Linked DNA regions of Homo sapiens: region 2 is linked to region 1. Evidence: chromatin contacts called from ENCODE Hi-C data. All regions are on one chromosome and are shown on one strand. Each heading gives the region's core, a stretch centred on a gene start or an enhancer-like site at or near the end of the contact. The rest is flanking DNA. Distances are from core to core; before and after follow the strand shown. Region 1 has its middle 33 kb from the start of LINC01448. Region 2 has its middle 23 kb from the start of C7orf25.

Region 1 (5,601 bases), core at 1,973-4,472:
GTTCTGATAGGATCACTGGGTTACCATGTTGAAAATAAACAGTATGGCGCCGGGTGTGGTGGCACATGCCTGTAATCCCAGCACTTTCGGAGGCCAAGGAGGGTGGATCACAAGGTCAGGAGTTCGAGACCAGCCTAGCCAATATGGTGAAACCCTGTCTCTACTAAAAATACAAAAATTAGCCGGGCGTGGTGGCATGTGCCTGTAGTCCCAGCTACTCAGGAGGCTGAGGCAGGAGAATCACTTGAACCCAGGAAGCAGGGTTTCAGTGAGCCGAGATCACGCCACTGCACTCCAGCCTGGGCGACAGAGTGAGACTCCATCTCAAAAAAAAAAAAAAAAGAAAAGAAAAAAAGAAACAAACAAAGAAAGAAAAGAAAAGAAAAAAAGAAAATAAGCAGTATGGGGGAAAGGGTAGAAGCAAGGACCCCAGCAGGAGGTGTCACAGTAGCCCAGGCTAGAGGCAATGAATGTTTGGACCAGGTTACAGCAGTGCAGGTGCAGAGAAATGCTCATAGTTCAGATATACTTCCATGAAGAGCTCACAGGGTTGCAGTACAGATGAGCTCCAAAGGGGGAGTCCCAAGCAGGGCAGAGGAGACTCCAGGTGGAGCCAGCTCTCTCCCAAGGGTCACTTATCCCATGCAGCTGAGAAATCCTGGGCACCATGAAAGGAGCTGGGTCTGTGGAGTCAGACAGATCTGTGTTGAATGCTAGTTCCTCCACTAACCAGCTCCATGGTCGTGATTAATTTCCCTCACAGGTTTCTGGTTTCCTTATCTAAAAATTGTAATGATACTTGCCTTACAGAAATGATGCGAGGGTGAAATAAATAATATCTAGTACATAGGAGGTACTCAAACAGTGGTAGTTTCCTCCACAGGAAGATTCCTGCTGTCAGCACCAACTCCTGCCCCAGGCATGAATGAGACACCATTGAAGCTGCAGCTCACACACACAGGTTATGAAGGGGCTGACAACAAAGCCTTTTCCTATCACAATTGACCCAGCCACCACCACCGAGGAGTGCTCCCATGACAACAGCAGGGGACTGTCGAACCCTTCAAATGTCACCCATGTGATTCCTGAGAGCCTCCTCTTTAGAGAGTGCCTTCTGCTGAGCATTCACATGGAACACAAATATCTTCATGCTTGGTGCCCATTCCAAGATGCCACCCACATGCTTTTCTTCAAAAGCCTTCCTCGTCGCCATCCTCTCAGCTTGTTCTTTTCAAGTCCCTGGCTGCTCAGCCACACCAGCATGCTCAGCCACACCAGTTAACCATAAACAGTGTAGATACGTACCCCTCTGGCCTTCTCATCACCCAGGCAAAGTGAACAATAGGATGAAGTGTTCAACAGCATGGATCATTTCCCCTCCCCAAGGTCTTCAGGACACTCCTACTTGGATAATATTGTAGTCATCCCACTGCCAGCCAATACCAACATATTGTGCAGAACCATCTGTAGCCTAATGCCCAGATTTTTCTTCCTCAGTCAACTCTGTCCATGGGGTTGAGGGGTAAGAATAGGGAAGAGAGAGGCCCTTTCTCTTCTGTTCTCATGGCTGTTTCCTACTTCCATGTTTAAGCTCCACCCTCAGGTCTCAGGCTAGCATACAGAGCTGTAGCAGTTTATACGACTTCACACTACATTTTCTGTTAGAGTATAGACTCTCTCTTCTCCCAACCAACAGTCAAACTTTCTGGCCTTCATTCTAATTTGTTGAACTCTATTTACTTCTCCTTTCTTGAACTAATCGCTTTGATCATGAGAAAGTCAATCACTGATTGGCTTATTCTGAGTTACGTAACAATTTCTGAACTGGAAACTGGAGTCATTACAATGAAATTACATTGTTTGGCTAAGGCTGGTCCAGGTTCATCCTGAATTGATTGGTGGAGTAAATCCTACTGAAAGTTCTGACTGCTAAGCAACCAAAGAGAAACCTCGGTGCCATCAGGAAAGAGGGAGAAGAGAGTGAACAATAGACAAATAACCTACAAACATCCAACACTACCATCACTACCATTTCCATGTGTTCTAATGGATGGGATGAGGAAGAAGGAGATAGAATAAACCAAAAGGTCAAGAGAGAAGAAAAGAAAAAGGGAGTAAAAAATTATAAGAAACATCAGAGACGTATCTAATTTGCATCCACGCACTCAGATACAGGGGAAAATGAGATAGACAGACGAAAGAAAAATGAGGGAGGAACCACTGTCCTGAATTTCCAGTTTGCCTCCAAAAATGAAGATGATATGAACGTATGCTTATGCAAACTTAAGAGTGGGTTCCAAAAACTATTTTGGCCATAGTAGCTGTACAAAACCTTATGAAAACACTGGAAGTGCTGTTTGTTCTTCATCCCTCTGTGAAGCATTCCAATTATGTTTCCAATCTCTTTATCACAATTATGAATAGCTGTAGAGGACTCTAGATATTACTGTGCATTTTGGGTTGCCCAAGAAATGGACCCTGACACAAGGCTTTGAATATAAACGGTTTATTTCACAGGTAATTCCAAAATGAAGAGAGGAGTGAATTAAATTTCTATTGTTGCCAAAACATCACACATTTGCTGGCTTAAAACAAGACACATTTATTAATTTACAGTTCTTAGATCAGAAATCCAATGTTGACCTCACTGAGATAGGATGAAGGAGTAGGCAGCCCTTGCCTTTTCCAGCCTCTCAAGGCCACCTGCATCCCCTGGCTCATGGCCCCCTTCCTCCATCATCAAAGCCAACAACATTGCATCTCTCTCACCCTTTTTCCGTCATCTCTCTCACCAGCCAGAAAAGATTCTCAGCTTCCCAAGACCCATGACAGTAGATTGGGCCCACCTAGATAATCCAATATCCCTGTCTCAAGTTCCATAACCTTAATCACATCTTCGAAGTCCCTTTTGCCATGTAAGCTAACAGACTCAGAAGTCCTGGAGACTAGGGTAGGGTCATCTTTGGGGGTTATTCTGCCTACCTCGGGGAGTATGGAAGTGAGACAGCAAAGAGAATGAAGCCCAAAGAGCATGCATTGATGGGCAGGTTGCTGCTGTAAGCACCTGGGGCTCAGTCCCCCCGGGGCATCCGGGAGATGGTGTCAAACTCATCTCAGAATTGTCCCACTCTAAAGCACAACATCTCTATCCATCATTGGCTGAGAGCCTCTCCTAGAGGCATCTCCTGAAAGCCCTCAGGCCAAGAGTTGTAGACACTTCCCAGAGGAAGCCAGCAGCACAGAGCGTGGGAACTGTGAGTGCTGAAGAAATCTCGGTGAGGTGCCAACAGCATCTGCTACACAGAGAAACAATTTAGTGTTGGATTGTCAGAGTCGATGTAAAGCAGCAGATGAATCCTTTATAATCTCTCCATCTCTTCTTCAATTAGGAGTAGTTTAGTGGAATCACAAGACCGAGGACTGGAAACCTCGGTTCGTGTCCTTTATCTGCTACACTGCGTTGAATTATTGGCCCAAACACTTGTCTGAGGTTCCACTTCCAATCTGAGAAGTTGGACTGAAAAAGCTCTAAACGTTCTTCCAGTTCAGACATGCTGCATTTTGTGCGTTTTCAGGACAATGGCCCTGGCAATGGCTGTAGATAACATAAAGAAGACATGATAATTTTCTGAAAAGGCAAGAAAGTCTTTTTCACCTCTGGTAGAAGTATTCTTTGGGGTTGGTGGAACATGCTTTAGGGTTTTAGCTCCAAACTTTCTGAAAAAATCTGCAGCTTCCATCTTTACCACTGAAGTTGAGGAATGTTTAAGGACATTTCATAAAAGAAATCCACACCACAAGAAGGGAACAGCTGCAGATGTGAACTTTTTCCTAACTCGATTTCAAATGTCAATACACAGTTCACTGACAAAAAGTGGCAGGAAACAAAAAATAATAATAATTATGTATGGTGTCTGCAATTAACTTCGGATGCTAACCAGGGAAAACCAAGAACCAACTAAATTAGACCTTAACCAATCACAGGAAAGTTGGAAAATTGTTCAAGTATGCCAGACTACAATCGTTCTTGGCCTCAGGAATGAGTTCTTGACCTTGGAAAAACTTGTGAGTCAATGCAGAATTTCCTGGGAATCCTCCAGATAGATTTGAAAATGCTTGACAGACTCTGAATGTGCAAGTTATTGTGGTTCAAAATAAAAATTCACCTCTAGGAAATCAGAAGAGTTTTGAGACAACATGACAGGAGCTAGGGTAGAAGCACGGGCATGAGGTGGAATCAAGCCCTGCCTGTGCACAGTCACCTGGCAGTGCTTTCAGTGGGTATGTTGCTAAACTACCTGGTTCCATCTCTGTCATCTATACACATTATCCTCCCTTGGTTCCAATCGTACTCTCTTTCAGTTGTCTTAATAAATAAATAAAAATAAAAATACATCTATTTTATTTATTTATTTACTTATTTTTGAGATGGAGTCTTGCTCTGTCTCCCAGGCTGAAATGCAGTAGTGTGATCTCAGCTCACTGCAACCTCTGCTGCCTGGGTTCCAGCGATTCTCTTGCCTCAGCCTCCCAAGTAGCTGGGACCACAGGTGTGTGCCACCACACCCGGCTAATTTTTGTATTTTTAGTAGAGGTGGGGTTTCTGACCTGGGTGTGGGACACAATGCTCTTTACCCTTTGACCTTGCTAATCATACCTATACTGTTTCTAGAAGAATGCACTGCAGGATTTGCAGATATTACCGTTTATTTGGGTGACAGCTTAGAGTGTGTCCTCTAACAAGCTGAGCAGATGCTTTGCATTTAGGGTCTCATCCTCTTCTGTATTTTCTATCTTTATATGAAAGTTCAACCCAGGGTTGAACAAGTGCTGTGAAATGGATATGTTATATGTTTGAATAGTTTGTTTTTAAATTTTGATACTAATCAAGTTAATGTGGACAAATACACACAACACTATAACAACACTTAATTGTAATAATTTTAAGGTAATAACCTTGTCTCTAATGTACCACATTTTCACATTTCTAGATGAGCATTGGATTTTCCCTGCGTATTACTTTTAGATATTAAAATTGGATAGGCATAGACTTTAAATAATTTTGATTACTCAACATTTGCTTAAAATTAAAAAAGAAAAGCCCTCATAATTAATAGCTGGAATAGAATATATCCAAACTACTTATAGTTGGTTCTGTTCAGTCTACCTTTCAAAATAATAAATTCTAATTATAAAGTAAAAATAATAAAATTATGGATAACCTTATCCACATGATTCCTAATAATGTTTGTAGCAGAAGACAAGTATAACCTCATTTTCCCTAGAAGAAAGCTGAGGCTCAGAGCGGCTAAGCCACCTGCCCCAGGTTATTCAGAGTTCAGAGTTTCAATTCTGGCTCTATTCCTACCTCATCCTTACAACACAAAAGATGGTGGTGGGCTGGCTGCTGACCTGGTGAAATGGCAAAATGTTTCCCTGTCTCCAGACACTCTGTTCTGTAACTTTCCCCTTTCACTCTTGTAAATGTCCAAAACCTCTCGTGCTAATTTCTTACCAAAACCTATGCTCGACAAAGACTTAAAATCAGTTAATATTAGTATGCAGCCTAGTGTTTTCTTTTCCAGAAGAATTTCACTTTTA
Region 2 (5,601 bases), core at 1,142-3,641, 150 kb after region 1:
TCGAACACAAGTATCATTAGAGAACCTGAAGAAGAAAAACCAAATAATAGACTAGGACTAATTGTAAAACTATAATCAAGAAAACTTTCCTGAGGAAAAAAAAAAGTTCTGAATCTACATATGGTAAAGAGACAGCACATGTATGAAAAATAGACCGCAAAAGATATCTTAACAAATTATTGTAATTTATAGAACACTAAAGCCCAGACTTCACCACTACACAATATATCCATGTAACACAACTGCACATGTACTCTCTAAATCTATAAAAATAAAAATAAATGATCAGTAATGATGGCCCAATGGATACCTTCCAGAAGAAATGGAATCAGTCTTCCCCCTTGTGGATAACTAGCAAAAGTACCTTATTTTCCCCACTAAAAGTTACATGTTAGAGTTTTGAGGGAACCACAGGCTATGTGTTTTTTCCTTCTCATCTAAAGGTAATAGGAAGTCATTTTATATAAAATTTGTGAGCCAGACACGGTGGCTCATGCCTGTAATCCCAGCACTTTGGGAGTCCAAGGCAGGCAGATCACTTGAGCCCAGGAATTAGAGACCAGCCTGGGCAACATGGTGAAACCCCTTCTCTACTACAAATACAAAAAATTAGCTGGGTGTGGTGGCACATGCCTGTAGTCCTAGCTACTCAGGAGGCTGAGGTGGGGGTTTCACTTGAGTCTGGGAGTTATAGGCTGCAGTGAGCCCTCCTGGAACCAGCACCAATGAACTACAGCCTGGGCCACGGAGTGAGACCCTGTCTCAAAAAAATATATATATAATAATAAGAAATTAAATTAAATTTGTGATAAAGTACACATATCTCTGTAATAGCTAGCTGGCTTTATGACTGGTATTTTAAAATAGCACAATTTTTTAAAAAGTAAAATGAGTCAAAGAGAACAAAATGGAGGAACATTTACAAGAAAGCAAGGAAAGTGTGAAGTGAGGCTTCTATAACCAAGCAAGATTCCTTCACATATCCAAGCTATGGAGAAACAGTTTTGAACATGCTGGAACTCAGGGGATGCTGACCCATGAGCTTTTTTCAAGAAACCTGACACCTGGGAAAACTGGTGAAACAAGATTAATAGTGAGTGTTTAATATATTTAACTGAAGATCTAAGACTAAACCAAAGGTAAGATAAGAATCAAAGGATGATATAGAAACATGTTCTCTGACAAAGTCAGAAAAAAGCACAACCTAAAAAAAGAAAGAGAGGGAAAAGCATAATTAGCTCAATGATTTACTTACAAAAGTTGGGAAACAAATGACATCATTTCAAGCTACCAAAAAAAAAAAGCAGAAGCTTAAATATATTTAGGTGCACAGAGTGCAAGTAAAGAAAGAGAATATGCATTATTCTAATCATTAAAATTGAATGGCAGAGAAAGGAAGGAAAGAGGAGTTTGCAAAACAAATTATATTCTTCTTGCTTACAGTAGAGACCCAGTCAATATTATCTAAAGGAAAGAAGGAAGAATGGGTATTATAAAAACGTCAGTACTAATACAAAAGTTCAAACATTTCCAATTATCAAAAGCAAAAAACAGAACAGAAAAACTAAGAAAACAGAACACATGGCAAAAGTTTTTTATAACTCTTTTTGAAAAAAATGAAGCATTTTTTAATGCCAGAACTGGGTATAAACATGTGGTGAGAGCTTATAATTTTATGTTGCCTTGGCATCCATCTTAAAATATGTTTTAACTTTCTCATACCAGAAGCAGGGCTCAGTCAGCCTTGACACCGTTTCTAATACTATTCCCCACTGGAATGGCTCCAGTTGGTGGCCAGAGATACTGCTTCATTTCAAGGAACCATTCAGACATTTGCCTGCAAACTTAACGTGACCGCCTCTCAGTCAGGGGGACCTCCTGGAACCAGTGCCTGCTTGCTTTAAATTCAACAATTAAACCTGTTTGGATAACACTCTGAACCCAATAAAGGTATTGGTCTACGGGTCCCTTCTCTCTCTCTCTCTCTCTCTCTCTCTCTCTCTCTCTGCCTGTACTCCTTGGTGTGTGGTGTGTGTGTGTGTGTGTGTGTGTGTGTGTGTGTGTGTGTGCGCGCGCGCGCGCCCGCGCTCCCTCCAGGATCTGTAAGTACCAAAAACGCTTAAACTTTCACACTGCGGTTGTGTCACTGAAGCAGTGCCTGAAATCTAATCCCTGAGTGTGACGCCGCCCCAAAGGGCCCCAAGCAGGTAGATCCCATGCTGATGCTCTTTTATCCTGGCCTCTCAGCTGTTGAGGAGAGTAATTGCCGGGCTAAACTGATAAAGTTTCATTCCAAACAATTAGCCTAGTCTGCAGGATTGCAGTCGCGGCTTGGACACCATCCCGGTGTCTGTCCCCCGCAGAGGGCTTGCTACCTTGCTGTATCAGCTGGCCCAGCAGGTCTGGGGCCGCGCGCTGCTTACAGGCGCTGGATCTCGCTGCTCGTCGCTGCGCGCTACTAGGTCCTGCTGTCGTCCGAGTCGCCTCCGGGACTCTCCGGAATTGTAGCGGCTGTAGCCGGCTCCTTGCCTGCGGCGCGGAGGGCAGGTCCCAGTGGTAGGAGGATGTGTTCCCTTTGCAGAATCAGACCCCCTCCTGGGACTGTGGGGACCCTCTGTCGCCGGCCTCCATTGGAGGATGCGTTGTCCCTGGAGCTGGGTGCGCTGTTGCGTGACCTGGGGCCTGGGTGGTGGGCGGGCCTGTCCATGGCAAAGGGCACGGCTGCGCGCTACTTCCCGAGAACCCGCCAGCAGGCTCTTGGGAAGCAGCGATTTCTCCTTAGTCACAGTCAGAGAGGGTGATGCGACACACTGGGCTTCACTGTGCTCGTGAAGCGGAGCCAGGGTGAAAGGATCATATGGCCTAACCCTAACCCTAATGGGAGTAACTTCACCTGCGTCCCACAGGCCCCGCAAGAGTGACGCTGCCAGGCAGGCGCCGCCCTGTTCGGTTCCTGCTGCTGTCGCTCCTCGCTCCCCACCACCTCCAGAGCTCCGGTGGGTCACCATGGAAAGGGAAGCCGCTGCCTGCAAGGCCAGCAGACACAGAGGTCACCCTCCAATTTTTTCGGGTAACATTCTGTAAGGACAGAACACCAGGAGGCTACTCCTACCACCAGGAGCATGTCAGGTAAACATCCAGAGAGATGAAGGAAGAAAAAATTTTATTTTAGCCACCAAGAAATACAAGCCGTTCTAAAGATTATACTTAAAAGAAAAAAAAAACAAAAAAAGGAAGGAAAAAGGGGACCGATGATCTTGCAATCACGGAAGTTGTAGAGAGCTGGCTGCCTAGAGACACTGTGCCCTTCCCTCCTCCCTCTTTTCCTCTTATCAACCAGAGGCAGAGACTAAGAATGCCTTCAAGCAACTAAAGCCTAAAATAAAAAAGAAAGAAAAGAGGAAGAGGGAGAGGGAGGGAGAGAGAGAGAGAGAGAGAGAGAGAGAGAGAGAGAGAGAGAGACTGTTGCTTTATGCTATTACAAGTCCAAGAAAAAAAAAAAAAGAGATGAACTTTAAACTTTAAATACTTAGCAGCTGCCAGGTCTAGCAAACATGCTAGCCCTAGATCACTTACTGATTTATAAACAAACCCCTAGATACAGAGGGGGAAAAAGGTAATTAAATAAAAGTTATATATAATATTTTAACATAAATATATGTTGATAAATGGTGTATATGATATATTTGCATCTTTTGATATAGTTAGAAGTTCATAATGCATATAGCAATTTATATATCAAAGAATTTACATAACAAAAAGATTAAAAAGGACACGTACTGGCTTTGTGCTTCTACAAGGTCAGTTCTAATTTAACTTTAACAATTTGTTAAAATGCACTAACAAAAATGCATGGACTTAATATTGGGGCTCAAATTATATTTATACCTGGGGAATTCCACTAAACTTAAACACTCTGCCCATGTAATCTTGAGCAGGTAACTGAATATAATATTTTGTAAATGAATATGCCTTGCATATTCATTTGTAGCATGGCCTAAATTTCCCATAGTTATATATCCATTGCTGTAAGATATTCTATATTAGGCAGAGATGCTCTGACACAATAAATAACAAATTAAAATTAAAGTAAGTCTTTGGCACTTACAAATTGACTTAATAAAATGGAACCCCTTGTACCCCCAGTTAATATAGTTAATATGGCCCAAAGTAAGTTGAAATGGATTAAAACCAATTCTAAAAAACCTATTAATAAAGGCGTGATTATTCCCACTTCCCCATTTAACAGCCCTTTCATTAGGGCCCCTATATCCAATACCTAATATTATTAAAATTGCTGATTCCGTTCAATCAACAACTGGTAAATATTTTGCTCTTGTGGATTTGGCTAACGTGCTGTTTCAATAGCGTCTTCACTGCAGTTCGCCTCCTCCTCTAAAAGAACACAGTACACCTTTTCAGACCTCTGCAGCTGTGTCATCACATGCAATCTTTAATTAATCTTAACGACATCCACCTTCTCCAGGAGCACTGGTATGAGAGTACATCCAGGACATTCTCAGCCAAGGAGACTCACTTAATACATACATTGATGACATTCGAGACCAATATTTCTTAGTACTTTTGGGTTTTGGTGGCAACATATTCCTCATTTATAAATTTTACTTCTAAATTAAAGTCTACAGACACTCCTGTAAGTGACTTCTTAAAAAAAAAAAAAGCCTTTACTGTAGAGTCTTCTCAACCTTTTCAAATGCCTCCTGCAATCTCTGGATATTTAGGATAGCTATCAGTTGCCCCAGGATTTCTGATACGAGATATTGCCCCTGTTGGCCTCATGCTATACAGCATTAATACAATAGATGACTGGCCCCCACTTACTGGGCTGTCCCAGAAATAGAGGCTCTCCCAGACCCTGAGCCTGTGACCCTCTATACCCAGCTGCCCATTATGCTTTGGGCCATGGAAACAGACCCCACAAGCTCAACACAGCTACTGAGGCTCCCTAAGACAGATGGGAACAAACCTGGGTCCTCTGGTATATTCTACCCACAGGAGGGTATAGCTTCCCCTGTTCTAAGCCCCTTGCCAGACGCCAGGGTGCTGGAGGATGACATCCCTCCCCTAAACCCCTTGACTACTAGGAAGCCCTGTGGATTAACTGAGTGACCAGTAAAGGGAGTTCATAGACTATGTGAATGGCACTGCCAGCCCCTGTGCATGGTGGAGCCTAGTGGAATGTGCTGCTTTCCATTCCTTAGCCAGGATGTCCCTAATAAAGGATGGGGCCCAAATACAACGCACGTGGCCAAAACTCCAGGTGGTCATCTTAGCACTGGATACCCTGGTCAACAACTGGTCCTGTCTTCATGTTTATTATAAACTATTAGGCCATTACTGAAAAATTGGCCCCTCAAGGATAAAAAAAAAAAAAAGAAAAAGAAAATCTCTGGGAATCTCTTACTTCGCACTCACCCAAAACATAAATTAGAATCATACTTCTCCACTTAGAGTTGAGGCCACAATGCAAGGCCGTGCTAGCCATGCCTTATTCCCTTCAGAGTCATGGCTGTTACTAACAGTAACCAAGGCACACAATTCACTTCTTAGAACACATCATGCTGGGCTCCTGAGGAACAT

Evidence for each region. A loop is a pair of places that touch in the nucleus more often than their neighbours do. Pooled maps may share reads with other maps.
Region 2: a loop to region 1 is called in a map with no recorded cell type, with 2.3 times the contacts of the local background. The contact joins two enhancer-like sites. A Hi-C loop is called at or near these places in 2 of 37 single-sample maps with no recorded cell type and 3 of 50 pooled maps.

Annotation. Positions count from the first base shown.
Region 1 is chr7:42,736,554-42,742,154 of GRCh38, forward strand. No RefSeq gene overlaps it. Among named protein-coding and RNA genes, the nearest start is that of LINC01448, 33 kb to the left of the region's middle. Within about 2 kb of position 3,223, at least 5 of the 41 ENCODE cell types and tissues checked have a DNase peak (open chromatin) inside an H3K27ac peak, as active enhancers do.
Region 2 is chr7:42,886,025-42,891,625 of GRCh38, forward strand. No RefSeq gene overlaps it. Among named protein-coding and RNA genes, the nearest start is that of C7orf25, 23 kb to the right of the region's middle. RefSeq lists enhancers at 2,352-2,895, 2,491-2,540 and a silencer at 2,361-2,410. Within about 2 kb of position 2,392, at least 34 of the 41 ENCODE cell types and tissues checked have a DNase peak (open chromatin) inside an H3K27ac peak, as active enhancers do.